Regions from separate parts of the Mus musculus genome. Here regions 1, 2, 3, 5 and 6 are each linked to region 4. Evidence: chromatin loops called from intact Hi-C (ENCODE). Cell type or tissue: left cerebral cortex. All regions are shown on one strand. Region 1 has its middle 24 kb from the start of Gm35397. Region 2 has its middle 41 kb from the start of Gm39381. Region 3 has its middle 50 kb from the start of Gm39381. Region 4 overlaps Htr1b (5-hydroxytryptamine (serotonin) receptor 1B). Region 5 overlaps Impg1 (interphotoreceptor matrix proteoglycan 1). Region 6 overlaps Myo6 (myosin VI).

Region 1 (5,000 bases), 680 kb after region 4:
ACTTTTGGGATAGCATTTAAAATGTAAATGAAGAAAATATCTAATAAAAAATGAAATAAAAATAAATGCTGTTAAAATTATATAAAATAATGGATTTAATATGATGTTTGGATTGTGAGAGCTTAGTTTTCATACATGATTATTGCTTCTGCACATGGGCTAAACAGCCTCAAGATAATAGGGCAGGCACTTGAGAAGGACAAATGGCTTTAATGACAAATATATACAGTTTTGATAAAGCAGACACGAAAAAGAAAGGGAATCAAGAAAAACAGGAATCAGAATGAAAATTTTACAAGGATAGCCTGGAATCTACTTCAGTAACTCATATTTTCATGCATCTACATGTGTGTAGGATATAGAGCATGATGACCTCTGTCACGGAGCTGATATCTGAGCTTTGCTGTCATGCAAACAACAGATGAGGATGAGACAGAGGGTATACCAATCAGTCATCTGTATGGAGTCCCTGACACCAACCTGGCCAACACCGAGTGGCTGTCCTTCATTCTACCCCAATCTCAAGTAAATACCCTTTATAACAAGGATCCATCCAGAACAATGTGGAGAATATAGTTAAACTTTGATAAGCTGACCTAGGAAAGGCCACTCTAGGTGGTGTGTTATAAAATAATGAGTAACTAAAGCACGGTAGGCACATTTTCCATTAAAGTTTACTAAATAGTCTACTGGATGGAGATGTCAAACAGAATGAAAAAAAAAATGTTGCCCTTGGATTATTTGGCTGCCGAATAAATTATGATCATTAGGGAAACTAAAGAATAGAAACTACAAAAGAACAAAACCAAGGAAACAAACAAAAAGTGAGGAACTTAATGTTTGGCATTCACAGGAGAGCTTTGATAGCGAAGCTTCTCAAGTCTAGGCGCTAGTTTTTCTCTCTAACAGATATGACTTAGGAATGTGAGATTGGAGAAATGAGTTTCTCTAGGACCTACTAAAATTAGTTCCGCAGCAAGATGTCTACAAAGAGATGCATAATCTTTCACTCATACTGAAAACAACCACCATAAAGAAGTGATGGCTCTCAGAACCAGAAGCACTTCAAAATAATGGTTTTAGATGTCCCTTTTAACAAGGAATGAGAAACCACTTACAGAGAGATGACAGAAAGAATTCTTGTGCCAGCAGAAGCAGGATTGTCATGAACAGAAAGCATGTTTATAATAATACATGAGAGTGACCACCAGTTTGGTCAGATAGCATAATCATAGAGCACACACTTCAGGGAAATCCTGGTTGCTTGACTGGACTGCAGTTCCTAAGAGACTCTTTTATCAAACAAAAAAGCATCACTTGTGGTTCAGAGCTTAGCATCCAAGGCCAGGGCATATGGGAACAGGGAGTGAGGGTGTTCACCCACATGGAGATATACTGGGTAATCACAAAGTCAGTTCTGACCCAGCGAGGACTCATGCCTCTGACAGTGGAAAGGAAGAGCTGTGGTGGCAAATGAGCTCCCTCTTCACCACTCATGAGCAACCTTTATGATCAGTAAAATCAGCGTTTTCGTATTTTGACTGCATGTGATTGTCAAAGACACAGCACACCTTAGTTTTCAATCTTTATTTCTATAATGGAAAGTTTAACACAGAAAATTGCTGTTTACGGATGTCTCACAGTTATTGCTATTTGGTCATCCATTTCCTGAGACTGCTTACATCCCCCCAACAGTAGAGAAAAGATTTGCTTTTTGACTGTTGGTCCTAACTATAACACGGTTTTAATCTCTGAAAGAAAACCTATTTTGTTACTATGATCTATGAAACATGACTAACATTAATTCATAGTTAGAAAAATCATTCCAACTCAGGCAAAATAATAACTCAATTCACAACTTGTTTCAAAATTATAATATTTGCAAAGAACAAGATATAGACTGATGCTGCTAAACATCCATATGAGAAGTGAGGATATTTGGAAACTCTAAATTTGAGTTTTCCATGACTTTATAAATATCAGCTTATACTTTGTTCTTATTTTGAAATATTGAGATTCTCAATTTGGTATTAAAAACTACCCAAAAGTAAGAGGTTTTCATTTTCTTTGTTTTAAAATTTAAGTGCACACGAATCAACACTACTGTCATTCTTTCTTTATAAGGATATAGAAAATGTATGTGTGAAATTAAGGGATGAAAAGTGTTAGAAATGTGAGCCATTTCTCTAAACAGGCCTTTTTTTTCTTTAATCTTGAGAATATAGAGCATTTTCTCCCCTGCTGCCACCTTGTGGTTGAATTTGTATGACCAAACCTGAAACTGTCACAACATAACATCTGATTGTTTTCTTACAAAAAGAGTTGTTAGGGATTGCATGATATTACATACCAACACAGAGCAAACTATATACATAGTAGCTACACTTACAGACCTGATTTCGGTTACTGATACAGAAATGAATACATACATTGTATGGCATGATGCACAGAGACTGTATCATGAAAGGGAGAAGGGAATTATCTCATCGTGTATTTTAATTTTACAAGTAAAGTAACAAAACTGCCTTACTGTTTTTTCTACGATGCCATTATTGAGTAAGTAAGGAAAAGAAAATAAAAAATATAGGATAAATAATCTTAGCCATTAGAAACTTTATGGATTTTTAGAAGTTCCAATATGATAGTAATAAGATAAAAATCAAGGTGGCATATTGATTTAATATATTTAATGTGCGCTATATATAAAGCTTTTCTGGAAAATAACCTTCCTCTTCTCTCCATTACTGGAATCTCTATTTTCAAGTGGTTTTATCATTGGTCTGTTTTCCCTCAAGAGAAGTATGGCTATGTGACTAAGGTCTAGCTAAAATATGAGCAGCAGTATGCCCAGTTCTCTGGTCATCTTTTGAACGACATAAATAAAATCCCAAAGGTAGGTAGCAAAACAAAATGGTACCATCAACCTGGGCTTCTGACACCAAGGAATAGCCAAATAGTCCTCAAGCCCAGTGCAGAATTTCTCATTATAAGAAATGTCTACTTCATCTTTGTCATTTTAAGACTGTCTCAAATTATAACTGAACTAATAAAAATCTGACATTTTTAAATGAACAGTTGGTTACAGATTTTACACAAAATTGAAGATGGAATGCATATCATAGTGTGTGTGGAATGTTTTGGAAATACCAAAGACAGGCAATTTCTTCAACAAAATTTAAATTTCCAGTTGTAGGGACTGATAGCCCAAGCTCCTCAAGTCAGCAGGTTTGTATCCTACTGAGCTCCTGCTCCCTGGCTTTTAGATGGCTACCTTCTCACTACATCCTCATGGTGACTTTCCCCTCTGAGCCCACACATCCGTGTTCTACTTCAGATGAGGATAGCAAGCACACTGGATAGCACATTCTAACCCAATTACCTCTCTAAAAATCCCTTTTTCTGGATATCATTAGATACTGCCTTACATCGAGGGTAGGATTCAAACATATTTATTTTTGAAGGATACTTTATAGCCCATAACAGTGTGCAAGTATCTATCCATTAAATTAACCACATACCAGATACCTTAGATGCCCATAGCTCAAACCACACTAAAAACATATTGCATACCTTTCCTTTAGAGAAAAATATGTCAAAGGTCTGTGGTCCTGTCTCCTAGTTAATAACTAGTGTTCCCATGGATATATGCCACCCTTTTTAATGGGGAAAGGTTAGTCTGCTTTCTCTGCTTGCTCTCTGCTCCATTAGCCTTAACCTTTGATCTTTTTATCTCCATGGTGGCACTGGGTACCTTACACAGCTCATTTGGCCACATGGCTTCTGAAACTTTCTGTTCCCATTTTCACACATAGGCTGTGGTTTTAAACAGCTTAGTTCATCGCAAAGCAGAACATCATTGCAGGAGTAGGTGCACAGTGGAACAATTCTGCTCACTTAGTGGCTGCTAGCAAGCAAGCAGTCGGAGACAAAGGGAATAGTGTCCCTATATTTTTGCCTTCAGTGACCTACCTTCCTTCTACTAGATGGCATCCACTAACAGTTTTAGCACCTGCTAATAGCCCCATAAACTGGTGACTAAACCTTCAGCATATTGGCTGTTGGGTGAACATTTAAGATTCAAACCACAGCAAGATTAAGTTGCCCTGTTGAAATCTCTACATTCTATAGATATCACTAGCATTACACAAATATTGTGTGCCTCCCTGACCTAGCTTCTCACCCTAGGGCTTTCTCTTGCTCATTTCTGGGGTAAAAATTCCAGAATTCTCCCTTAATACCTGTCATTCATCACTCAGCTCTCTAATCCCCTTTCACTAACTCTCCATGAAACGGAATTTTTCTTTTTCCAAGACACGCCTGGATTGCAGGACCCCATGGCCTCTCCAAAGCAAAGATAAAGCTGCAGGATTACAGTCTGTGCCTCCAGGTGGTCTTTGTGCTTGATCTCCTGCCTCCTACAGTCCTACTTACCTCAGAAGCAAAGCCCCTTTGGAAAACAGAAAGCATATCTTGCCTAGCTTTAAATCACATGTAGTTTTGTTTTGTAAATAAAGTAACCCCCCAATCCCTAGCCATGTATGGTATGAGGGTCCGAATAAGATTAACCCCCATCAATCTTTCTCACTCTCCACTGTGTGTGCATTTTATTCTCTATTTTCCATGGTTTTTATTCATCACCAGTTTGGGAAACTTTATTTTTTTCTATTGTTTTGTTGTTGTTGTTGCTGCTGCTGCTGCTGCTGCTGCTGCTGCTGCTGCTGCTGCTGCTGCTGCTGCTACTGCTATACTTGGATATGATTTTGGTTTTTTTTCCCAAGGTATCTAGGTATCATTGTCAATGTCACCTGTAAAGCTTTCCCTGGTTACATAGCACTGGCCCAAATACAAGTCCCCTTCCTTCATCGTGTTCTTTTATTTTATACTTTTCAGAATACTGTAGAAAAATATGTTTCACATAGCTTCAATGATTGGGAAATTCAAAAACCAAACTGTGGCCAAGTTCAGAAGGATTTTTCTGGTTCCTTATTAGATACTTCTAA
Region 2 (5,000 bases), 590 kb after region 4:
TGTAGGAAAACAAGAGTGGCTATATAATTTAACAGCTCATCTGTAAATTTTACATGAAGAAATATGTAAAAATTAAAATAATCTGACCACTGTTCTGAAAACATAGACAGCATAGGATGAGGGGGCCTATGCACACCAGTGAATCTATTAACAATTTCTGTCCTAGTTGATACTTCATTGCTTTGATGAAATACTGCAAAAACCAACTTGGTAGAGAAAATATTTACTTAACCTCCTATTTAACAGTCAGTCTTTGAGAGAACTTGGGATAATAATTCAAATTGAAACCTGGAGGTAGGAGCTGAAAAAAGTGGATTGCTGACTTTCATGTTCAGTATCTGCTTTTATATAGCCCAGGTCCATCTGTCAAGAGGTGGTATTAATGAGAGTGGGCTTGGCTCACCTTCATCAATGAACAATTAATAAGTGCTCCGCAGATATTCCCTCAGGTCAAACTGATGGAAGCAATATCTCAACTGAGATTTCCCCTTCCCAGGTTACTCTAGTTTGTGACAAGTTGTCAAAAAAAATTAGAGAGCTCAGTCATGTAAGCAATTGGCTCAAAGATGAAGGTGTTGCTTAAAACCTTACCTGAACAGTTATAGGAGCTTGCACTGGAAGAAAACCTTCAGAAAGCAATGTATGATCTGATCAAAGAGAAATCATTGTTTTATTAAGACAAAATTTAAAGCACCATCAAAAGTAGCTCAGAATTGCAGTAAAATGGTTGAAATACAAGAACTAGATATGTGATGAAGAGATAAAGGTCACTTGAGTGAAATGCCTACCTGAAGAAAGCTCTAGAACATTCAACGAGTCAACTGATAGGAACCAATAGGAATGTCTATTTCTTGATAAGGAGAGTTCATTTCCTGAGATAAACCTATTAAACTACATCAATTTCATTGAGAGTTGTAACAGTTACTTTGAAAATCGGTACAAAAAGTTACAGATTAATTTTTTTTTCACCAAGTACAATGTGCACACACACATAGAGAGCTGAGAGAGAAAAGGAGATAAATTAATATTCTGGCATTATCCTCAGTGAAGAAGCATTTAAAGGCTTCCCAATTAAGTTATGAAAAAGGTTATTTCTCATCTTTTACTAGAAATAAAATGAGATATAGCAAAGCTTTAAAAAAGTCAACAGAGTATAAAACTTTATACATTTGATTATAAAAGAAATTTTGGCAAGTCAGAAGTCATAATATCAGTATACAGAGAGCAATATTTATATATAACCAATTAAAATTTAATGTAAAAATATCAATTCCAATAGTTACAAAAATATAGATTACCAGGAAAAGAATTTACTATAAATGTTTAAACCTTTGTAAAAAATTTTAAATATTCCTAAAAGGCAGGGGAAATTAGTGACTATCGGTAACATACTTTTCCAATTTGAAAGTCTTAACATTAAATCATTATATTTAAAGTATTTTTATAATTTTATTACGTCTTAAAGAATTTTTTGCAGTGTACCTGATCATTTACTGCCAACCTCCTCCCAGATCTACCCCTCATCCTTCACTTCATGCAGTCATTTTTTTTTTTTAAGAAGAATCAATTTGGTAGCAGCAACCTTGATTCTCTTGCTCTTAAAATATTTCCACCCCATATTCCAAGATGTTCTCTTAGTCTTAAGTGAACAGGCTGTTTTGTAAATGTATAATTTGGAGGCAGGCACCCCACAGTGAATTGATCTCTGTAGTTTGACAAGTTGTGTTTTTTGCTTGTTGGTTGTTTGGTTGAGTGGCTTTGTTGTTGTTGTTGTTGTTTTGTTTTGTTTTGTTTTGTTTTGTTACAGTGTTTGTTTGTAATGGTCTTCATTTGTTGCAATAAGATGCTTATTTGATGATGGATGAGACCTATACTTATCTATGGAAATAAAAGTGATATTCAGAATGTAGTTATTGATTATACTGGTTTAGGAAACTGGCAGTTGTAGTCTGTTCTGGGTTCCAAGGCTTCACAAACCACAGGTAATTGGCTACATTTACAGTGCCAAGGATGAATTTCCTCCTATTACATGGGCCTTAATTCCAAATATGTGTCTTTGGTTACCTCCAGCATGTAAGCACCACTACTGTACTTTGCAGGTATCTTGCCATAGTAGTCATTGTTGCAATTGGTCATTATTACAGCTCGAGAGGACTCCTGATTGCTTTACTCCTTCTGAATACTTGGCTACCATTTGCCCGACTCTTTTTGAAGCTATAAGGGCTACTCCTCAGCAAGAAGGACTATCTCCCAGGTAGGATTCAGGTCAATTCAAAATCCTGTGTCTAATATGTGTGGTATTTTCAGCAATAGGATCTTGCTTTCTTTTCTGTGAGTCAGCAAAGGCCATAATAATAGCCAGTATTGTTCCATGGAGTCTCTTGTATTCCCCTGGCCAACAACTTTAAAGGTTTCCTTCCCATGACTGGCACTGGGGTTTTGTTTCCCACTCTCCTCCCTCACCAGGCAAATCTCCCTCACCCATTTTACTGTGTCCTACAATTTCCCTCTTTTTATCTTCTTCTTACTCCAGGTTCCTAACTCCTTGGGAATAGTGTCACACAACATTCAGACTTGTGAAAAGGTTCGTAACCTCACTTGGTACAAGGGAAGATTAAAATCTTGGGAGCTGGAGAGAGAGCACAGTGATTAGGATCACTGGCTGCTCTTCTATTGGTCCTGTAATGGGATTTGATGTCCTCTTCCATATGTCTGTAGAGAGTGATAGTGTACTCAAATACATAATATTTAAGAAGTTAACAAACAAAATAACTATAACAAACAACATTCCCCCCCCCAAAAAGCAACCAAACAAAAAACCATGCAAGCAAGTGGGAGTCCATTCTAACAACCATATTAGCCAAGTTAAATCTTGATACTATTAAAATGTTGGCAAGACAGAATAAAAGCACACAATTTTCAAATATTTCTAAAGATTGTAAAACTGAACTACTCCATGTAGAAGGCAATTTGCTGAGGACTCCAATTACAATTGCTGCTGCATTTTTACACAATGACTCTGTGTCTATTAAGCCAATCTGCTATTGCAGTTGTTTGGGATCTTCTCTGTACTTAAAACTTTTCTTAGTGTAATTGCCTATAAGAGCAGAAGATTATCTGTGAGTCCTCTACCCCTGATATGCACACTGGTGATCTCAGGATACACAGGAGCTGGAGAACACGGTCTCTGGTGGCAGTGAGTACTGCAAGTAAAGATGACCCAGAAGACTGTCAGAGGACAGCTCATTCATTGGAATGACAGGGTTGGTTTATATAGCTGGAGTCACAGGGAGGAGAGGGTAAAAGAACAAGAGAACATGCACCTAATTTGCATATGCAAACCTGATTGAAGACAGATACACACATACAGTATATATCTATATGTGTACACACACACACACAAGCTTGCTCAAGGAGATAGAAACTTTCAAAGAATATCAGTTAGATTAGCACCTCCTGGTCACATGATTTATGACAAGCCAGTTCTCTGCTGGGGAAACAGAGCCTAACAGGCTTTATCATGACATGGCATTTGTCTCTATGCAGTTGAGTAGGCCCATGCCTCATTTGAGTAAGGAGTGACCCCACTGCTGCCATACTCTCTGAGAACTGTCCTAGATATGGGTAGTGCTCTCCTGTCCTTCATCTGGCTTTGGAATGCAAAACTGTCCATCCATAGAGGACCAGTTAAATGAATCATAATCATCCATAATATGGACTGAAAAGGCCAGAAGAAGTGTCAACAGTAGACCAGTGGACTAGCATACATGGGCTCTAGGTTAGATTCTGCACCTTGAAACAAAAGCTGCTCATATTTTAAAATGATTGCATTTTGAGTATATGGTAATGTGTCAAAGGGACCTTTTAAAGTCATTCTTTTTATGCAGGAAAACAATGTCCTGGAATATGTTTGACATGACAGTTGAAAGTTTGGAAGTTGTCATGGGATCTAGGAGGATTTACAAACAAAAACAGATAGAAAAATCTTCACTGAACACCCTTCAGTCTTTGGGTTTTGAACAGTAACAGTGCTTAAAAGTTCTATATTTAAATAGAAACACAATTTTAAAATTTATTCCGAAACTTATAAACTGTAAGCAAAATGGCTAAAAGTTTTCCTCACCAGTTGTGATGGTTTGTATGTGCTTGGCCCAGGGAGTGGCACTATTAGGAGGTGTGGCCTTGTTAGAGTCAGTGTGGCTTTTTTGGAGAAGGTATGTCACTTCGGGTCTGTTCTAGCTGCCTGAAAGTCAATTTATTCCTAGGTGCCTTCAGACGAAGATGTAGATCTCTCAGGTCTTCCTGCATCATATCTGGATGCTACCATGCTCCCACCTTGATAATGGACTGAACCTCTGAACCTGTAAGCCAGCCCCGATTAAATGTTGTCCTTATAAAAGTCACCTTAGTCATGGTGTCTGTTCACAGCAATGAAACCATAGCACACCAGTTAAATGATAAAAAGAAATCATTAGAATGTTGATGTTTTCCAATCCTAGAAGCACTGATACAGGGCACAAATTGAAGAACCATACCTACACATGTCCAACACATAGTATCTGATAATGCCATTAGAAAGATAATAGATTATTTAACAAATTGCCATGGTATCAATAAAGAGAGAAAAATTAAACTGGCACCCTTACCTCATACCATATTTTAACTAGTTCTAAAAAGAAAATAAATGTATCTACTGCCAGGAGGACCCTAAATATTACATATGATCACTGCATTTATAATCCATGCCCAAAAGGGATGAGTTTAAATGTTCTGTGAAGAGGTAAAATTAAATCAGAGAAGAGATCTTCCAGACAGAGCTCAACCTCAGTAGCCCATGAAACCCAGTTATTTCCAATCTGCCCTGCACAGGCAGTTAAACGCAGACCTCCCTTGCTTATGCTACAACCTACTTTGCTCACACAAACACATAAATCACAGCTCCTCTCTATTGTCACTGTAAATGCACTAGCAAGGATAGTGTTGATTATTCACTTTAGTGT
Region 3 (5,000 bases), 580 kb after region 4:
GAATATTTCATAATTATATATTCACACACCAACCCAGGGGGCCATTGATGATTGAGTGCCATTTTGCAATAACTTGTTTGTAAAATGAAGCCTTGTTGATTGCTAGTTCACTAACTTTTCAAAATGCTAGTTTTCTTTCTTGCTTCAATTATTTCAGTATTCCACTATGTAATACACTCTACATGAAGATAGACAAAGTCACTAAATACTTCTAGTGTAATATTCCTGAGAAAATGTCTATAGAGAATATGTAGGTCATTTTCATTCTGCCAGAATAGCAATGGTTTATATAACCTCAGCCATGACTAATTGGCAGCACCCTGTGTTATAGAAAACTTACACCATAGTATAAGTATAAATCTGTATTACATACATGTGTTATTGAATCGTGTGATTATTTTGTTTTTATTTCTAAAATTTTATCTTTGTTGATTGTCTTAGTTAGGGTTTTACTGCTGTGAACAGACACCATGAGCAAGGCAACTCTTTTAAGCACAACATTTAGTTGGGGGTGGCTTACAGGTTCAGAGGTTCAGTCCTTTATCATCACGATGGAAACATGGCAACATCCAGGCAGGCATGGTGCAGAAGGAGCTGAGAGTTCTACATCTTCATCTGAAGGCTTCTAGGAGAAGGCTGGTTTCCAGAGAGCTAAGATAAGGGTCATGAAGCCCACACTCATGATGACACACTTACTACAGACCTACTCCAACAGGGCTACACCTCCTAATAGCACCACTTCCTGGGCCAAGTATATACAAATCATCATCACATCGATATAGTTACATTCAGTTCTTGTTTCTAAGTTGTTCCTGAGAAAGAAGAAAGATTTTTTTTTCTTATCCTGGCATTGTGAGGCATTTCACATAATATGAAAAGAATGAGGGAAGAACAGAGCCAAAGATCTTAGATGGAAAAGACCAAATGTCAAGGCAAATAATGATAACTTGATTACTTCATATTACTGTAAATATTTCATTAGAATTCCTTAATTAAGCCAACAACTCTGCTTTTCAGTGTTCAAGGCAAAGGGCAGATAGCATTCATTAGATACAGAGACATATTTCTACAGAATGGAAATTTTCATCTGACCCCAGAGTACAGAAAATGTCTTTTGGAATTTTTTTTTCCTGCTGAATTACAATGTCTGTATTTAGAAATCAGGCTGTGGGTGACTCTGCGCAATAATGCTCTAAGAATCACTTCACACAGTCAGTGGTTAGACAACATGGCAAGTGTGTTCCTCCTCCTCCTCCTCCTCCTCCTCCTCCTCCTCTTCCTCCTCCTCCTTCTTTTTCTGTGATTTTTTTCAAATATCAAAGAGAGGTGTTATTTGCCTCTCTTTCCTCCCTATTCCTTTACATTGCCCTCCTTCCCTCTCCCCACCTAAGTTACCACACTATCCCCTCTTTATATTACCTACTATCTCCCTCTCTAGAACTTCTCCATTTTACATCATCTCTTACTTTTTTGTTCATGGCTTCTAAAGGTACTCCAAGGTATATACTCTAATGTGAGGATATGGATCTATGATTGACAAATAAGAGAGAACATTGTCTTCAGGGGTCTGGGTTATGTTACTAAGTATAATATTTTTCAGTTCTACTCATTTACATTAAAATTCATGTTCTCCTTGTATGATTTAATAGAATTCCATGTATGTATGTACCACATTTTAATTACTCATTCATTAGTTAGGCTGCTTCCATGTCAGAGCAACTGTGAGTACAAGAGTAATAAACATGGCTAAGCAAGTATCTCTTCAGGAGATAATCATGTTCTTATGATATATGCCAAATACATTGTTAGTTTTATAGGGATTATATACTTTGGTTTCCATAGTGACTGCAGGAGTTTGTATAGCAGCAACAAAATGAATGAGAGTTTTCCTGCCTCCCCATCCTCACCAGCACTTGTTAATTGGTCTTTAGATTTTTTTCAATTTTTTTATTATATATTTTCTTCATTTACATTTCAAATGCTATCCTGTAAGTCCCCTAAACCCTCCCCCTTCCCTGCTCCTCCACCTACCCACTCCCACTTCTTGGTCCTGGAATTCCACTGTACTGGGGCATATAAAGTTTGCAAGACCTCTCTTCCCAATGATGGCCGACTAGGCCATCTTCTGGTACATATGCAGCTAGAGACATGAGCTCTGGGGGTACTGGTTAGTTCATATTGTTGTCCCACCTATAGGGTTGCAGACCCCTTCAGCTCCTTGGGTACTTTCTCTAGCTCCTCCATTGGGGGTCCTGTGTTCCATTCAATAGATGACTGTCAGCATCCACTTCTGTATTTGCCAGACACTGGCATAGCCTCACAAGAGACAGCTATACCAGGGTCCTTTCTGCAAAATCTTGTTCGCATATGCAATAGTGTCTGTGTTTGGTGGCTGATTATGGGATGGTGTTCTCTAGATCTTATCCATTCTATCTGGATTAAGGTGAAATCCCAATGAATTTTCAATTTGAATTTACATAATTATAATTGGATACTTTATACACATATCTTCTTTTGGAAACTTTCCATTCAGGTCTACAGCCCATTTTAATTGGGGATATTTTTTACTTGTTGGTGGTGGTGGTGGTGGGGTGTGTGTGTGTGTGTGTGTGTTTTGAGTTACTTATGATATATATATATATATATATATATATATATATATATATACATATATACACACATATATACATACATATATGACACATATACATACATATTCACACACATGTATGTATATATATATATATATATATATATATATATATATATATATATATATATATAGAGAGAGAGAGAGAGAGAGAGAGAGAGAGAGAAGATTCACTCCTACCCACAAAGAAAAGTTCACATAAAAATATGAATGAGAAGCCAAAATTTAATTCACCCTTGATTTGAAGAAAATACTAAAGATTAGATGAAAGTCATTATTCTTACACTAGAAGCAAAAAGTTAAAAAGAAACTATGAGACTGAAGAGATTACTTAATGGTTAAGAGCACTGGCTGCCTTTCAGAGATTTGGGTTCAATTAGCAGGAATCACAGGAATGCTCACAACCATCTATAAATCCAGTCTTAGGAGATCTGATGCCCTCTTCTGGCCTCTCTGTGCTCCAGACATACACAAGGTACACAAACATGTAGACAAAATACCCATGCACATAAAAATATATAAATATGATTTTAAAGATTCATAAGTCCTGGTGGAAGGGGAGAACAAAAGTTAGATCATATTTAGTATATTTTAATCATATTTTAATAACTTTCCATCACTAGTCACCATGAGAATGGGCAGCTAACTAACCACAAAGTCATCTTGGAGCACATGGATAAGCTCTGGGTTTAAGGGTTTTATGACTTTTATCTCTATATGGCAAACTATTCTATTCCAAGGATTGGCAAACTATGATCCATGGGCCAATTTTAGTATGTCACTTTAAGAAAAGCAAAGGCAAAAACAAGTGTTTTGTAATTCAGCTGAGTATACTTATTTACAGGTTTCTGATGGCTTCATTTACAAAACAGCACAGTTGTGCTGCTGTCATAGGGACCATGTGGCAATTAAAAACTGTGTGGCACCTGCTCAGTAACCTTTGTTTTACATCTACCTCAAAATATTTACATCTATATGTTGTGGATTGCAGTTTGTATTTTCTGCTCCCTCAAGAGTGGTGCCCATACTCAGGTGAGGTCAGGTAAAATCATATTTTTTGTTCCTAATAATTTTATTTATTTATTTATTTATTTATTTATTTATTTATTTATTTATTTATTTATTATTTTAATTTATTTACATTTCAAGTGTTATCTCCTTACCCAGTTTCCTCTCTCCCCCAAACCTCTTATCCCATCCCCCTCCCCCTGCTTCTACGAGGGTGTTCCTCTACCCACCTACCCACTCCTGCCTCCCTTCTCTCAATTCCCCTACACTGGGGCATCTATAGAGCCTTCATAGGATCAAGAACCTCTTCTACCATTGATGCCTGACCAGGCCATCCTCTGCTACATATGCAGCTGGAGCCATGTGTACTCCTTGGTTGGTGGTTTAGTCCCTGGGAGCTCAGGTGGGAGGGGGGGGGTCTGGTTGTTTAATATTGTTTTGGTCAGATAAGGCTAGAGCCTGTGATTGGGCAGTGAAAGGAAAAGGCAAAGCTGAAATTCTTAGAGAGGAAGAAAAGAGGAGATGAGACAGAGGACGGAGAGAAGATGGAGGAAAAGGAAGATGAACTAGAACTACATGCCTAGACAAGCCTCAAGTAGCGAGGGATTTCATAGATGGACAATAGAACAATCTAGGTGTGCAGCTTGTATTTATATCAACTAAGTTGTGTGTTCTTTGAGCAGGCATTTTAGTGTTGGAAATTTGCAGTTACAAATCTGGCTAGGATATTACAAGTCTCTAGTGTTGTCATTTTATAGGGCTTGAGGGATCTGAGCTTCCTGAAGACTAGCCACAGTGGGTTAATGGCCTGGGAAGTGCAAGCAACACGGCAGCATCTGGTCATGGGAACCAGGGCAAGACTACCACTTGGGGCTGGCCATGGAGGTGGGTGAGACTGCAATTAGCCAGATTAAGTGCGGTTAATTTATTAAAACTACACACTGCATCTATATATTGCATTTAAAACCAGGGCTTGAGCTTTTATTATCAATTCTTTCATCTTGCATAATTAAATAAAAGTTAGATGTGTTAAAACATTATTTAGCTCATCATTTTGCAAGAAATTCATAGAATTTTGGGCTCTTACAAACAAATTCTTCTAAGTTTATGCATTGATTATTCATGAACAAGTTCTAAGTTGGCTGGCTTTGCCAATAAATATGAGATAATTGTGAGTATAAATATGAGGTCATTACGAATGTGTTCTCTAAACTACAGCTTAAAAGGGAAATTATTTGTTTAGGGTAAGTAAATTTGGTAATACAATAAGTGCTGAGTTTCTTGAGATATAATCAATTACACACCTACATAGCTACGTTACATTTAAAGAGACTATAGCCGT
Region 4 (5,000 bases):
GTCCTGAAGGGTTAACTGTAAGAACAAATGTGTATGTGGAATGTTTAATATGCCAAAGAAGATTCACAGTCCTTGCTTCAGAGGCTGTCTGCACTGGAGACCTTTTGTCTGCAGAAGGAAGTTGTCTTTATAAAATGGATCCACTCCCTGTGTGAAGCTGCCCAGTCCAGATCATCACACAATAGATGTAGTGAGCTGAATTATACTGCTTGCCTACTGTGCAGACCTTCACATTGGGTAATGACTCTTGAAAAGATGCTATTCAAAAGTTCACATGTACTGTAGGTAAAAAAGGGAATTTCAACCAACATTATACCTGACACTGGAGTAGGATGAAATCTTAGGCATTAGATAATCCTATAGACTGGGATCTATAGTTTATTCTGTTGGATCCCTAGCTTCTTTGTTTGTGCTTTGTGACATTTCTCCTATGGAGGAATGCACATAGAGCATGCATTTGTTTTTTATATTGTTAATATGTTGGTCTTCTGTTTGTGTAGCTGCGTTTTCTTGGGGCCTAAGAGGCAATTAAGTCAACTTCTAAGAGCCTTAGTGGAAAATTAATGGAAACAAATAGCCACTTGCAAAATGATTTCTTTATAGGGCACCTACAATGATTGTGTCATTATGTTAATAAACATGGTCGATTTAGTGAAATGGGTTGTTTGCCATTTTGTAAATCACCCACCTTAATTATTGCTTGAGTATTTGGCTGAACTGACTGAATTTGGGGCATCGTGTATCCAATAGAAGCTTGCAAACCTTTGTAGTGATAAGAGATCTAGGATCATCGTCCAGCATTGCACATGATATGCAAGGTGTATATTCATCCCAGGGGTACGCATTTAGGACTGTTAAGCTCCTTTGCAGTTCCTATTGCATATAAGCATAGTTTGTTTCTTAAACTGGACACATGTCTTTTTTGCAGAACATAAAATGGGAGATGGAGATGTTTAACTTGCATAGAAATGAAACTATATTTTCATTGACTATGGTAACAAATACCATTTTCCATATTGTTTAATTGCACAAAATTTCACTCAAGTATATGAATGTATACTCATCTAAAATTACAAATATTGTCTTGTGTTTGTAGGAACTTTAGAGTTTCCTTTAAAAAAAAAGGACCCTGCACCCAAGGAATGAATGTTTAAGGAATTCAACAAATTTCCTATAGAACAATATTGTTCACTTCCTCTCTATTATCTTAGTTTTACCTTCTTTAAGCAGGAAGCACTGAGAGGACTCTAGCTCACTCAAGCAGTAATGTCTCAGACTGTGTGTATTTGTTGGAGTTCTGTGTCTGAAATTGCCTTTGGTATTTCACCTCTCAGAAAATGTGTAATTGGAAAATAAATTTAGGTATATGATGAAATAAAAGTCCTTTTTTGTGTTCTAAAAAGTTTTTAGTAGTAGTTCTATTACTATGGGAAGACTGCGTTACCTGATTTTGGGGATCTGCCTTGAAGTTTGAGTCTTCACAAGAGGACAGATGACAGTTAGCAAGGTGATGAATGGACTTGTGTTGCCATGGTTCCGGGAGATCAGTTTATGTGTGTAGGAAGAGTTTGAAAGGGAATTTGGACTCTGTAAAGAAGGAAAGCCCCATTTACTATCAAAATGTTCTCGAGATCAGCATTTTAAAAGGAGATCGTCCTAAGTGTTCTGGAATCTGAAGATTCCAAGTTCCTGTGTGGTGAGTAAAATACAAAAGGAAAGAAAGAAGACGGTGAGTGAAAGAAGACCTGTTTCTGACCTCAGGGGAGGTTGAGTGATCTAAAGAGCTAACCAGGAAAGGTCACTTCTGGAGCCAGATATCCTAGGTTTCAGTGGTAAATGTAGATGGTGGAGTATGCAGTTTTTTTTTTTCCAAAATACCATCTAGTTTTAAGTTGTTGCAAAGACTTAAAGCCTATACGTATTGAGTAAAAGGGTTGACTTTGGAAGGGGAGAGGGATTTAGAAATCTTTCCTCTTCTTAGTCATTTTTTCTTCCTTCACAGGAAAGCACTTTAATTGACGTGTAGAAAATTAAGGTTATCTGAGAGTGTAGAGTGAGGAAGTTTTAACTAGCTGGAATGGGGAGATCTTGCCTAACTTAGAAATGATTGAGATTAGCAGTTTTCTGCAAGCACCACTCTTGGCTGGTGATTCCTAGTCCAAAGGACAAAGGCAAGAAATGGTTTGCGGTAGCTAAGAGGGTCAATTAGAGATATCCAGCTTCCTTCCGACGGCTTTCTTTCATTCCCTTTAAGCCCTCTTTCCCCTCTTGTACAGATGAACAGCTGTCATCTCCAATCCACAGTCCCTGGACACATTCACACCCCCTTCCCATCACCTCATTTTTCCTCTTTTAGTCACAACCAACAATGATGCGTAGAAATTTTATTTTAGCTCTGAAGGTCTGATTTGGAAGCCAAGAATTTTTATATTATATAAAAGGAAATTGTTGCTCCAAATGCATATATATATATATATGTGGAGGAGTTAAAAAGCTTTCCGCTGGAGCTTCTCCTGGAGTTTTCAGAAGGGAAGGGTGTGGGAAGGGACTGAAGCGCGTGCAACTCTGGGCCGTCCACCAGGGGGCAGAATGCCTCTGAACAGTCAGCCAATGCTGCTGCTTCCAGTCAAGGCTGTCTCAGTTCGTTCTAGGTGATTTGCAAGTGACATTAACTCCTCTAGGCTCAGTGAAAACTGAGCTTCCTGAGACTAGACAGAGTCCTTTCCCTCCATCACTGATTCAAAAGTAGCAGATTTTTCAGAATTTCAAACTCAGGCAGACAATTTATTCTAAACACACTTAAAGTGTATACTCAGTTATTTCCTTAATTTAGTCTTAATATTGTGGCCTTTTATTAATATGACATGGAATGAACTCAGAAGTTAGGAGACAACACGTTTATTTAAAAATAACCAAACTATTTACTTGAATGAACATTTATCACTACTGGGATTTTTTTTATCACTTTCTATCTTCCTTCTTTCCTTCCTTCCTTCCTTCCTTTTTTCTTTCTTTCTTTCTTTCTTTCTTTCTTTCTTTCTTTCTTTCTTTCTTTCTTTCTTCCTTCCTTCCTTCCTTCCTTCCTTCCTTCCTTCCTTCCTTCCTTTGTTTCAGAAAGATAATTTTTACAGAAGCAGACAGATCCTAGGTGAGCATTGCTGCCACTGCTCATTAACACTGCCATCATTCTCAGCATCTGCACTGTCCGCAGTGGGCAGTTTTCGAAGTGCCATTTCACACATCTGTGTGTCACACTGAAGTTTCAAAGGCAACATACACATTTTAGGATTATAGTAGCAATTGGACCAATTGACTAAGAGAGTGACTAAACCATATTCTGAGTATTATCCATAATGGAAAATATCCATTTCCTCCACATATTTGCACACACCACAAAAGATGCATGTTTTTAAAGCTGTTAACTGGCAATCTAAGAATGGGCTTGTAATATTTCCTGTACCCAAACTGAACAGATGGCAATGGAGAGATTCACTTATGATAAATCCTTTAAAATATTACACATGCCTTACTTTAATGATGCAAGCAGCCATGAGTCACTTCCTCCTTGACTCTGTGGGAACACACCACACATGGGCCTCTGCTTGGTCTCCTCCTGTTTTAGGATAACCAGATTTCAGAATAACTCTTGCTCAAGAGTATGGAACATGCTGGTAATGTGCCAACTGTGACAGAAAATGGTAGGAAACCTTGTTACCTAGTCAAGGAGTGGTACCCAGGATGTTTGAAACCCTCCTGCATGAATTACTTCTTAGCCCAGATGTGGCAGCTTGCTCTGTGATTCAAGGGTTCACTAGCTGAGCACCTAGTGGGTTCAGCACTGGGCTGGCTATCTGTCCTGGGCGTGAATGTTATCACAGGGCTTCATCTTTCTACCCAAGTTGTGCCTTTCTCTCAGATCCCCCAACACCCCCAGTTTTGCCCTGCTCCTCTGGGCATTCCCACAGACTGTTATGCTGAGATAATCACATGGTAGGAAGGGACCAAAGGGACCACATGAGATCCCTTTGATGACATTTACATCCCAATGTTTTCAGTTGAGAACTATGACTGTGTCACCACAACTGGTTTACCTGGGGTTGCATTTCTTACTATTGAATTACATAACTGAAACCAAGCCTAACACATTATTTCGAAACTTCTGTCCAGAGAACTCTCATCTCTGGCCAAAGTTATGCCCCACTGACAACAGGTCTGTACTGCCTGAAATATAAGGCTTAGCACACACAGGCTATGTGCCTGTAAAGACCCTAGAGCTAAATGGAAAGACAAGACTTTTGAGTTTTTACAAGTATTTTTCTCAAAACTAAACTGGCATACGACTCACCTGAGGAGTTAAGAAGCAGCAGAGCAGACTGCAGAGGACTTGGTGTGCCCAAGAAAGTCTGATGATGCTAGCCCAGGAATTGCTCTGCATAATAGAGGTCTGCAGGAACACCTAGCTTGTCTTAGTTACAGAGGAGAGTAGAGGATCAGCCAGCCTTTCCGTATGAACATAGACAAAAACCACAAAAGAATTTGCAGATGATAGAATTATGTCTTTGTGTTTTCCTTCTCTCTCTCTCACTCTCACATGACACCCATATCTCAATTTCTGAAAATGTTAAATGATTCCACTGAAGTAAAGGTTTTCCACTGAAGCTATAAGTCTCCAATCTACCCCAAACCAGGCAGTTCATTCCTGCATATGAATCAGCAAAGCATGACTGACCTCAATATAGCCCTTTGTTTTTACACTATTTTTAACTAAGAGACTTGCCTTCAAAAGAAGATGAGAAAGGAAGTAAATTAATAAAATAAAAGTAGAGATGGTAGAAAACAAATTTAAAAAGAAAATAATAATTGTTAATATCTAGTAAAAGGCTCAGCTTCCTTCACAGTCTGTTTCCCTCAGTATATTGGATTTTTTTTATTAATACAGAGGCATGAGGACACTTACATGTTGTATAGATATTTATATTTGGTTAATACAAACAATTACT
Region 5 (5,000 bases), 1.3 Mb after region 4:
TAAGGGAGACAATACCAACCTAAAGATTCTCACATGCCTTCCAAGGGCGTATTACTCCATATTCAAATCGGCATCTGATCTCCCGTGACCTCCATCAGAACCGGATCCACGGCTAATACTATTATGACGGTGTTTGGCTTGCTGTTTCCCTTCTGAGAGCCCCCTGAACAAAAGGATCTGTGATATAAAAGTACAAACCAATGTTAGAAGTTTCTGTGATTTATAAACTGAAAAGCAGAATAAATCACAGTTTGCTCCGTATTCTGCCAGCGTCTCCAGCAGCACGGGTCGCCTTTCATTTCGTGGGCTATGAAAACACCTCAGAAGCATGGAGGGCTTTTACATACGTCAGAGGTTGAAGATCTCGAGAATGCAACACCACATATAACTTCTCCCCTTGAATTCCTAAGAAGCCTCCTCAGACACAGGCAAAGCCCGAGGCTGGCAAATGGCAAATGTCGGAATTAATGACAGGCTGCCGTCCAAGAGGCTTTCAGCTAAAACGTGGATCAACAAACTCACTCTCACAGTAAAGTGCAGTGCTTGCCAGATCCCTGCTTAGTAGTCACCACTGAGAAAGGAGGCAGATGTCACTCATCCCAATACAAACAATAAAACCAGTAATAATCACAAGTACTAATTGACAATTGACGCTATTTTTTCATCTTAATAAATCTACAAAGTAGGCAAAATCCCACACCCTTTATATTGGAGAAAATATGTGGAGGAAACATAATAAGAACCTGCCACAAAATGGCCAATTACTGTAGTAGCTGGAATTCAGGTCTGTTTGCTATATTCCCTGCTCTACAGAATGGACCCTTGTAAGGCCTTCTACTGACCAGACTGCATCCTGCGTGAATTCTACTAAAGTCTGCATTTCTCCAAATGAAATGTCCTATAGTGTTGTGCTGTAATTGTAGAATGGAAAAAAAAAAGTGTTTGCTCTCAGGAACCAAACTCCCAAACTTCCCAATGTCACCGAATATGTCCTACTACAAGGGGACTTGCCTCCTGTGCCCTTGACCCTGTCTCATAGGGTCATATCATGGGTCCCTTGCCTCCTGAGATAATTTTCCACTTAACTCTTTCCTGTTGGGCCAACTGTCTGCGCTGCTAGGTTTACATCAGCCCACCTCAGTTTCAATCTGTGCCTTCCTTTCCACACACCAATCAACTCAAGGTGCTTCCTAAAAACATTCCTTTCCCCATTCCCTGAAGCAAGAAAGTCTTGGAAAGTTGGTCAAGCCTGAAAATGGGCTCTCCCTGCCTCCCCTGCCTCCTAGGTTCTCCCAGCCTCTCCTGCTTCCAGGGTCTCCCACTGCAATCCAGTAAGGCTGCACGGTGGCCTCAAGAGCCCTGTGTGAGGAGGTGGGAACACTGCTGTTTTTCCTTGAGAGACTTATCCACATTACTAACGGCTGAGCTTTGACAGGGGGACAGAGTACCAGGACTCATTAGGGTTTCCTGGACTCATGATCCTTTAGGCTTCGTGAAAATTAACACTAATTAATAAGAACTATTAGAAATACTTGTAAAAACGTATGGATCCGGAACCCAATACCATCCAGCTTGAGTCTACCGATTTAAGTATTCTAAATTTAAAGACAATTATCTTCGAAAAGTCCCGAAAGTACCGAGAGCTGCGGTCATGGGTAGACAGCACCTGCAGCAGACCTGAAAAGGAAAAGATGGCCCAGGGTGTGCACCGCATTCCCGAGCCTGACTCCGCTGAAATTCCAGAGCCAGTGCGCCAGCACGTGCTCCTGGAGACCCTGCATCTCTCCACTGCTCCCCACCGCGCCGGGCTGGTTTTCAAGAAAAAAAAAATCAGTTTGGGAGCTTCAGTTTCTCTAGCTCTACTTCTCAGCTTCTTTTGCTATTGAGCGCCATCTTGTGAGCACTATACTTCATAGCTCTGAGGGGGGAAAATGGCCCTGAACAGCCCCAGGTTTCCTAATTTTTTCCCGTTGTTGTTGTTGTTGTTGTTGTTGTTGTTGTTGTTGTTGTTGCTGCTGCTGCTGCTGCTGCTGTTGTTGCTGTTGCTGCTGTGGCCGTTGCTGGTGTTGCTGTTTCTAATTTTTTTAATTAAAATATAATTACATCATTTCCTCTCCTCCCTGCATCTTTCCAACACCTTCCACGTTCCCACTTGTTTCCTTTCAAAATAATGGCCTTTTTTTCCTTGTCATTGGTGTACGTATGTGCACGCTTAAATATATAAATCCAGTTTGTTCAGTCCGTTTAGTATAATTTGTATGTATATGATTTCAGGTCTGACTGTTGAGTATTGGACGACCAATTAGGGGTTCATCCTTAAGAAACACTTTTTCCTCCACTTTCTGAAGTCTTTAGTTGCTTGTGTTTTCTTTCTAAGCTTGGAGCCCCCCATGAGACTTTCTCCTTCTACATTAGCACGTCTACTGGTGTTGATCTTGTCTTGTTTATCACGGGGGGGGGGGGGCAGCTTTCCTGTCATTTCTAGGAGACACAACCTCACAGCAGATTTCCTGGTCTCTGGCTCCTACAATCTTACCGCCCTCTCTTCTAAGATGTTTGCTGAACCTTGGGTGCAGTAGATGTATCCATTAAGGGCTAGGCTCTCTACAAAATTCAGTAGTTCACTGAATTTTGATCAGTTGTGGATTTCTCTGATGATCTCCATCTGTCTGAGGAGATTTTCTTTAATGAGGGGTGAGAGCTAAAATAAGTGTATCTTTATACACTTATCTGTATATATAGAGATAGATATTCTGGATGCACTTGGGAATTGTACTGATTTAGTAAAGCAGTGGTGGTAGGATCTCCTCTAAGACTCACGGCCTCACTGGTCATGTGTACTTGGCTAGGTTTCTAGTACAAGGCACAGTTTCTCCATGTAAGCAGCCTTTAAGTCCAATTAGAGAGCTGTTGGTTACCACCAAGATATTAATGCTGCTTTTGCGCCCTTATGGGTATCCTGCCACACGGGTTGTTGTGTGTTGGTTTGGGTGGAACTACTGATTGCTTTCTCCATGGAAGCTTACACAGATCCTTCCGGTACTATAAAAGCTTAGGGAGGAAGTTTTCAGATCAGATCCAGTTTGGATCCTCCAAATGTGTGGTGTCTTCAGCAACAGGGATGGCCTTCAACTTCTGGGAGGCAAGCAAGAGCATCCACAACAGTCCGTATTGTTGAGGGAGTCTCTTGAACTCTCCAGGCCAACAACCAGAAAAGAAGTTTCGCATGCTTAGTGTTGGGGTTTTTATTAGATAGTCTATGGCTCTTGGAGGAAACATTGTAAGCCCAAGAAGGGGAACTTCATTTAAATTGTGTGTGTGTGTGTGTGTGTGTGTGTGTGTGTGTGCTATGTGATGTAGGACATCGTTAGTGTAATTTTCTCCTCTTCCCTCCCTTTCCTTCTGTATTAGCCTCTCTCCCACCCCCAGTCAAAATTCCTCTCCTCTGGTGTAAGCATATTTTCCGTATCAGTTTCCTGGACTTGCTTATATAATGTATTCTGTATGCATTTCAAAGGTCCAGAGTTTTGTCCATTTCCCCAAAGAAGAGCTTAATGGAATACAAGCTTAAACACATCCTCCATTGGGTCTGGCCCAAAAAGAGATGCTTTGCTCTCTATTCAGTGCAAGGTGCTAGTGTTACAAATGCTGGGGAGAGAGAGAAAGCCAATGCCCAGCTTACTAAAGAAGCAATGAGGGTGTCCTGGGGGTGATGGGATGCAGTGAAAGACTGGTCTGGGTGGTGACAGATACTCAGAGGCCAGGGGAGGCAGGAAAACATTACTTTAAGATCTGAAGAATATGAACTCACTTGAGACCAGAAAAAGACTTGAAAAAGAGAGAATTGGTCGACCAAGAACCTGTAACCTTCATGAAGACACAAATTCCCTATGCTTTTTAAAAATTGAAAGCTTTTTTAGGTTTATTTATTTTATGTATGTGAATGTTTGCTTGGATTATATGTGTGTGTAGCACGCGGCATCCCTAGTACCCATGGAAGTCAGAAGAAAACATTTGACCTCCTGAAACTGTAATAATGGATGTTGTGAGCCACAAGGTCCTGGGAACTGAACCCAGGACCTCTGGAAGAACAGCAAGTGCTTTTAACAGCTGACCCATCTCTCTAGCCCCAAGAACCTTAATCTTTTTATCTTGAACTAGAAAATGCTTCAAAGTATTCAAGGCATCAGGGGACATTCAGGTGGTTTTGCCTGCATGATGGAGAGATAGGAGGTACCTTCCTCAGCAAGCAGGTTGGGAAAGCTTTTCAGGACCTTTGAAATGCATACAAAATACATTATATAAGCAATTCAGGAATATATATATAAGCAAGATACAGAAGACACCAAAAAGCTTACACCAAAAAGCTCACAAGATACACACAGCAGTGCACCCATCTCAAGCTGCGTTCATTGCTGTCGTGTTGAACAGATGAAAAGAAAATAGAGCTTTCATGCTTCCTATGAGAAATGTTCTGCCTCATGGCAGAGCATGGCAGTGTTTTGAGCTTCTGCTTAGTTGGGGAAACCTTTATTCAACAGACATTTATGAAAGCCTGAATCAGCTGGTAAGAGGAGGGGCTGATGTGGAAGGGGGCGGGCTCCTAGCCACTCTCAGCTTCTCTCAACTCCATAGAGTCTTGAAGCATGTGCTACAGAAACCCTGTAGTCTAACCACACAATGTAGTCTAACACTGATGTAGAAACCTAAACGTTATAAGTAGAAATGAGTGTTGACCTTGGGTTGTACTTGATAACTGAATTATAAAAGTAGTACAGGGACCAGGCATAGTGGTTCATATATATATATATATATATATATATATATATATATATATATATATATATATGCCCTTGACAATGTGAGTTTCTGCTCCTGAGATAGCTAGAGGTTCCAGGTCATGATCCTTGGGGACATTTCAAAAATGTATTGTTATACAATGGCATGAGTGTCCTCTGCCTATGGTGAGAATCCACATGGGATATCAAACATTAGCTCAA
Region 6 (5,000 bases), 1.3 Mb after region 4:
ACACCAAAAGAGAAGTCCATTCAACATTTTCCTCTTTTACCAACTTTGGGTTTTTTTTTTAAAGGCCAAATTAGCACAGATACATTTAGAGAAAGTTGCCCCCTCAAAACCCTACATATAATAGTAAGTATGACCCTTTCCTCAAAAATATTAATTAATGCAAAATGAGATTTCTCTTGACAGAAAACCCACTGAAATAAGTGGCAAAGGATATATGGGCTTCCTTACCAATGGAGAGAAATGATCCTTCCTTCTCTGTTAGTGCTAAACCTTGCCCGATTCAGTACTGAGTAACTGGACTTTTATTTTATGTGCAAATTTGTGAGCACATCCCTGGAGTAATGACTTTATACCCTAAGCAGGTGAGGCTGTTTGTGCACTTTATATTCCTAGCTTTGAAAGTCGAACAACAATTTGCTGCAGTTCCAAGAACCTCGACATGAAAATCAAAGCACATCGATGAAAGCGCATCTGATAAACAAAACCACGCGCAGCAGGCGGCTTGCCTAGGAACTTTCAGAAACACCAAAAGGATGAAAACATTCCTACTCTAGTTTCACCCTCAAGAAACATCAACAGCTCCTGGAAGGTTAGATTTATGTATTCGCTAATCAGAGAAAGCAATAAGCACTTAAGGAGAAACCACCCATGCCTATGAAAGAAGGGCCAGCCTTGTTAGTGAGGTTAGGAGCTGCATGGCCTTTAGCGTAGAAACAGAGATAGGTTTGTTCTCTTGTTCCTGTTCCCTCCACTGTACTTGGCTGCACTGTACTCAGTGATCACACTTGAAGTTTAAAACAGCTGATTTACAAAGTGAATTCCAGGCCAGCCAGGAGGGAGGCTCTGCCTCCGGATGGATGGATGGATGGATGGATGGATGGATGGATGGATGGATGGATGAATGGATAGATACATGGATGAGTGGATAGATAAATATTTTAAAAACACCAACCCTTCTGGGTGGTGAATGAGCGATTGGAAATTTACAAGGGCACTGACAGTTTCTATTCACTAACTTATTTTGTAAAGTATCTGCCTCCTGGAGTTAACACATTGATTAAAATTAAGAAACCGAACTTTTTGATAGCCTTTTCTAGTAATAAGACAACTGGGGTTTTCTTGAAAAGAGCTAAGAACTTCAGTTAAGTTTTTTTTTTTAATTAGACATTAAAATATTGATAATAGGAGTTACAGAGACAAAAATTTGGAGCTGTGACGAAAGGATGGACCATCTAGAGACTGCCATATCCAGGGATCCATCCCATAATCAGCTTCCAAACGCTGACACCATTGCATACACTAGCAAGATTTTGCTGAAAGGACCCAGATATAGCTGTCTCTTGTGAGACTATGCCGGGGCCTAGCAAACACATAAGTGGATGATCATAGTCAGCTATTGGATGGATCACACGGCCCCCAATGGAGGAGCTAGAGAAATTACCCAAGGAGCTAAAGGGAACTGCAACCCTATAGGTGGAACAACAATATGAACTAAGCAGTACCCCGGAGCTCTTGACTCTAGCTGCATATGTATCAAAAGATGGCCCAGTCGGCCATCACTGCAAAGAGAGGCCCATTGGACTTGCAAACTTTATATGCCCCAGTACAGGGGAACCCCAGGGCCAAAAAGGGGGAGTGGGTGGGTAGGGGATTGGGGGAGTGGGTATGGGAGACTTTTGGGATAGCATTGAAAATGTAAAAGAGGAAAATACCTAATAAAAAATAAATTATAAATAAATAAATAAATAAATAAATAAATAAAAGAAACCTAGATGTTTTGGGTGACCTACTGACTTAAGGACTTCATGAACCAGCTATTTATTTGCAGGTTACATTTGACCTGCAGCCTACATATTTGAGAAAGTCAATTCAACATCACATTTTGGGTTTTTTTTTTTGTTGTTGCTGTTGTTCCTGTTCCAAGACTTTTTTTTGCATTGAAGTAGTTCTCAAAAAAGCATTTGCATGTAAATAATTAAGCTGTATTTTTACTTAAAATATATGAAATAGCAACATTAAAAAAATATTGATAATAATCTTCTTAAAAATCTGCTTTCACCCAATCACATCCCCTTTAAAAGTCAGGGATCCAGAAACAAACCCTAGCACTTGGAAGGCTGAGGCCAGAGCACTGAGACTGGGAGGCCAGTCTGGGATAGCTACACCATGAGACGATGCCTCAGACTGCAGAACAAAATAGAAATTATAAGAAGCACTTGGAAAACTCAGGCCCAACAAGTGGGCAAAATTAACTAAAGTTCTCAGCTCTTTTCAACAAAACCCCAGCTGGCAAACCGTTCTACTCATTCTAGGAACTTAGGAACAGGGAAAAGTGACCTAAAGTTTCTAAGATATGGAAGGACTGTACATCACAAGATGTTATCTCCCTCTTCCCGCCAGCAGGGGTCATTATTAAATGTGTGCACATTGCTACAGTGAACTCGAATCTCCATGGACAGAAACATGGGTACCATCTCAATGCAGCCTCTGCAATCAGCACCTAAGAGTTAGTCTTTCTTCTAGGTCAGCTGGGAAATGAAGACAGCATTTTGCTACTGTAAGAGGTGCATACAGCCAGTTTTAAATGAGTAAAATCTGACAGGTGACGCCATTGTGTGGTCAATCTTTGTTGTGCATATTTTTTAATTGATCCGAGAAAATGTATCATATCTCAAGATAAAATATATTTTAATACAGACAGGCATCTTTAATGTTCTCCAAGTCCACTTACAATGTAGCAAAACAGTGTTTGATAGAAAGTTAGTACTGCAGGAAGTATTTTAATCCCTCTTCCAGTTAGCGCATGAGTTACCACCCATTGACTTACGTGAATTGTTCAAAAATGGTGCAAAATCTGTGAACAAATATTGTATGTTGAAGAAAATATAAAAATGCCAAAGCTGTTAAATGAGCATTCTCCTAATTAATACATCCCATCAATTGAGGTGGTGACAACATGCAAACACTCTATCTATACCAAAGAGCTCAAAGAATTGTCTATAGTAAATGGTGCTCTGATTTTAAAAATGGTTGTTTAGAAAGCATAGAAGAAAGAAAGAAAGAAATGAAGAAAGGGAGGGGGAGCTACTTCATTTATAATTTGGGGACATAAAAAGTTAACTAATGACAATAAACAGTACTGTCTTTACACAGTCAATATATTCTAATTGCTTCAAATTTCTTAAATCTTAAACGTGTGCCATTTTTTAAAGAATTTGAATGAAGTTATTTCCAAAATCATAATTTGAAACAATTACAAATATTCACTGGGTAATTTACAACTGTCCAAAATCATTTATGGAAATGGTATGATAAACCAGGGGAGAGCAGGCTCCGTGTCCCAGGCCAGGAAGGGGACTATTCTTACTCTCAAGGGGGTGCTTCTTCTTCATCGCTATGGAAATTTACCATAGTTTATCAGAGTATTACTCTTGCACTCAATGACATCAGGTTTTATTTTTGTGAATCACAGACTGTCCTCATTTCGTGGTTTCAAACGAATCCCAATTATTCTAAATATAAAAACTACAAAGCACAGACTTCCCGCCATTGACCGAGGAGCTTTCAGATGCCCTTGCCCACTCCTCTCAGGCACTGTGTGAGACCAAATTTTATATGAGGAAAAAACACAGAGAAAAGCAGAATAACTACTTCATGGGCAGAAGCAGATTTTTATCACAAAAATGTCTCATAATCAAATTATCTGAAGGTTGACAAAATAAAAAATTATCTGATTGTATTTGCATAAAAATTCTGATCTTTTTTTTTACTCCTGGATAGAACTCTTAGCAAATTTCCCTGACATAATACTGTACTTAACAGCAGCAAGTTGTTATTTGCTTCATTTGGGGGCAAAAGAAGATTTTTTTTTAAAGTAACAAAATTTGAATGAAAACTGCATGAGATATTTGTAAGCCCCCTCCATTTATGGTGTACTTATTTAGCGGTGAAAACTTTACAACTCAATGAATACCTGTCATGGTAGAGGTAATCACAGGACAATTACAGCTAAAAGGAAGAGCCCACTGTTGTTCTTGTATGTCTTTTATAGTTTGCTTATATACAAAACAAACATGGTTTCAGGCAAAAACTTAATACCTAAACAATGAACCTTACTGCCATTTTCAGTACACAGAAAAAAGGTTGGGGCTTCTACCTTTCAAAACCTACTACCTCTCAACTATAGATGACCCCAATCCCTCATCATATTAGAGTTTGCCTAAAATCAACCACAATCACTATCACTACCTTCCTTACTGCTATCAACTCTTTGCAACAACTGAGAAATGCTGAGGCCCTATCATTTAACTGAATGTCATCAAATATTGCTTTTATTTCCTTGGGAAGTAGTGAGAATTTAAAACTACATCCAAGAACTCAAACTCGATGCATTGCTAAACCACAGATCCACGTGTTGAGAACATATGGAACCTACTGTCACCTTGATGCTAATCTGAATTAAGAAAAATTATGATGGTATAAAAGTACCAAGGAATCCAACGAAACTCCACTCGCTGCGTTAAATAAAACCTGGATCTGAAGAGATGGCTCAGTGGTTATGAGCACCAGCTGATCTCTCAGCAGACCCAGGTTCAATGCCCAGCCCCCACAGAGCCGCTAACAGCTGTCTGAAACTCCAGTTCCGGGGGATCCAATGCCTTCCTCTGGCCTGCACACGTGTAGTGCAGAGATACATCCACGCAAAATACCCATACACAAGTTAAAAAGAAATCTTTTCAAAGAACTGAAAGTCTAGCTCATATTGCACACCATCTGAGCCAATGTGACAGTCTGCCCAGCTCCAGTGAGTCTGCCCTGTCCCACTTCCTGGTTCACGTGGTTTCTGCATCTAGGCAAAATCACAGTATTATGAAGTAAAATTTGCAGTGAAACTTTTTTAAATAGGACAACTGACATGGTGATGGAGGACACAAGAACTGGATCCTTTCTTTTTCTAGGCTATGATCCCATTCCAGAATGCACCGCCATATTAAAAATAT

The links. Peaks named below come from ENCODE experiments on the same cell type or tissue, not always from the same donor. Only the 100,000 strongest peaks of a DNase experiment are listed, where the experiment ranks them.
Region 1: it touches region 4 in a loop (5-fold over the local background); 10 of 42 quality-filtered maps call a loop at or near these places.
Region 2: a loop joins it to region 4, with 3.0 times the contacts of the local background. A loop is called at or near these places in 4 of 42 quality-filtered maps.
Region 3: a loop joins it to region 4, with 2.5 times the contacts of the local background. A loop is called at or near these places in 4 of 42 quality-filtered maps.
Region 5: it touches region 4 in a loop (10-fold over the local background); 13 of 42 quality-filtered maps call a loop at or near these places.
Region 6: a loop joins it to region 4, with 3 times the contacts of the local background. A loop is called at or near these places in 10 of 42 quality-filtered maps.

Annotation. Positions count from the first base shown.
Region 1 is chr9:80,940,440-80,945,439 of GRCm38, reverse strand. No RefSeq gene overlaps it. Among named protein-coding and RNA genes, the nearest start is that of Gm35397, 24 kb to the left of the region's middle. In left cerebral cortex, a CTCF peak has its summit at 2,255 (motif pointing left); a DNase peak (open chromatin) is centred at 2,254.
Region 2 is chr9:81,031,876-81,036,875 of GRCm38, reverse strand. No RefSeq gene overlaps it. Among named protein-coding and RNA genes, the nearest start is that of Gm39381, 41 kb to the right of the region's middle. In left cerebral cortex, no CTCF peak of the experiment used is centred here; no DNase peak of the experiment used is centred here.
Region 3 is chr9:81,040,788-81,045,787 of GRCm38, reverse strand. No RefSeq gene overlaps it. Among named protein-coding and RNA genes, the nearest start is that of Gm39381, 50 kb to the right of the region's middle. In left cerebral cortex, a CTCF peak has its summit at 3,100 (motif pointing left); a DNase peak (open chromatin) is centred at 3,090.
Region 4 is chr9:81,624,693-81,629,692 of GRCm38, reverse strand. It overlaps Htr1b (5-hydroxytryptamine (serotonin) receptor 1B), which reads left to right. Exons shown (of 2, transcript NM_010482.2): 2 at 1-1,402. Among named protein-coding and RNA genes, the nearest start is that of D430036J16Rik, 4.7 kb to the left of the region's middle. In left cerebral cortex, a CTCF peak has its summit at 2,578 (motif pointing right); DNase peaks (open chromatin) are centred at 1,683, 2,561, 3,573 and 4,429; H3K27ac peaks cover 403 bases.
Region 5 is chr9:80,329,158-80,334,157 of GRCm38, reverse strand. All of the region lies in intron 14 of Impg1 (interphotoreceptor matrix proteoglycan 1), which reads left to right. Among named protein-coding and RNA genes, the nearest start is that of Gm27227, 66 kb to the right of the region's middle. In left cerebral cortex, a CTCF peak has its summit at 1,897 (motif pointing left); DNase peaks (open chromatin) are centred at 502 and 1,851; H3K4me3 peaks cover 431 bases.
Region 6 is chr9:80,301,127-80,306,126 of GRCm38, reverse strand. It overlaps Myo6 (myosin VI), which reads right to left. Exons shown (of 33, transcript NM_001039546.2): 31 at 2,828-2,854. Among named protein-coding and RNA genes, the nearest start is that of Gm27227, 38 kb to the right of the region's middle. In left cerebral cortex, a CTCF peak has its summit at 2,415 (motif pointing right); a DNase peak (open chromatin) is centred at 2,404.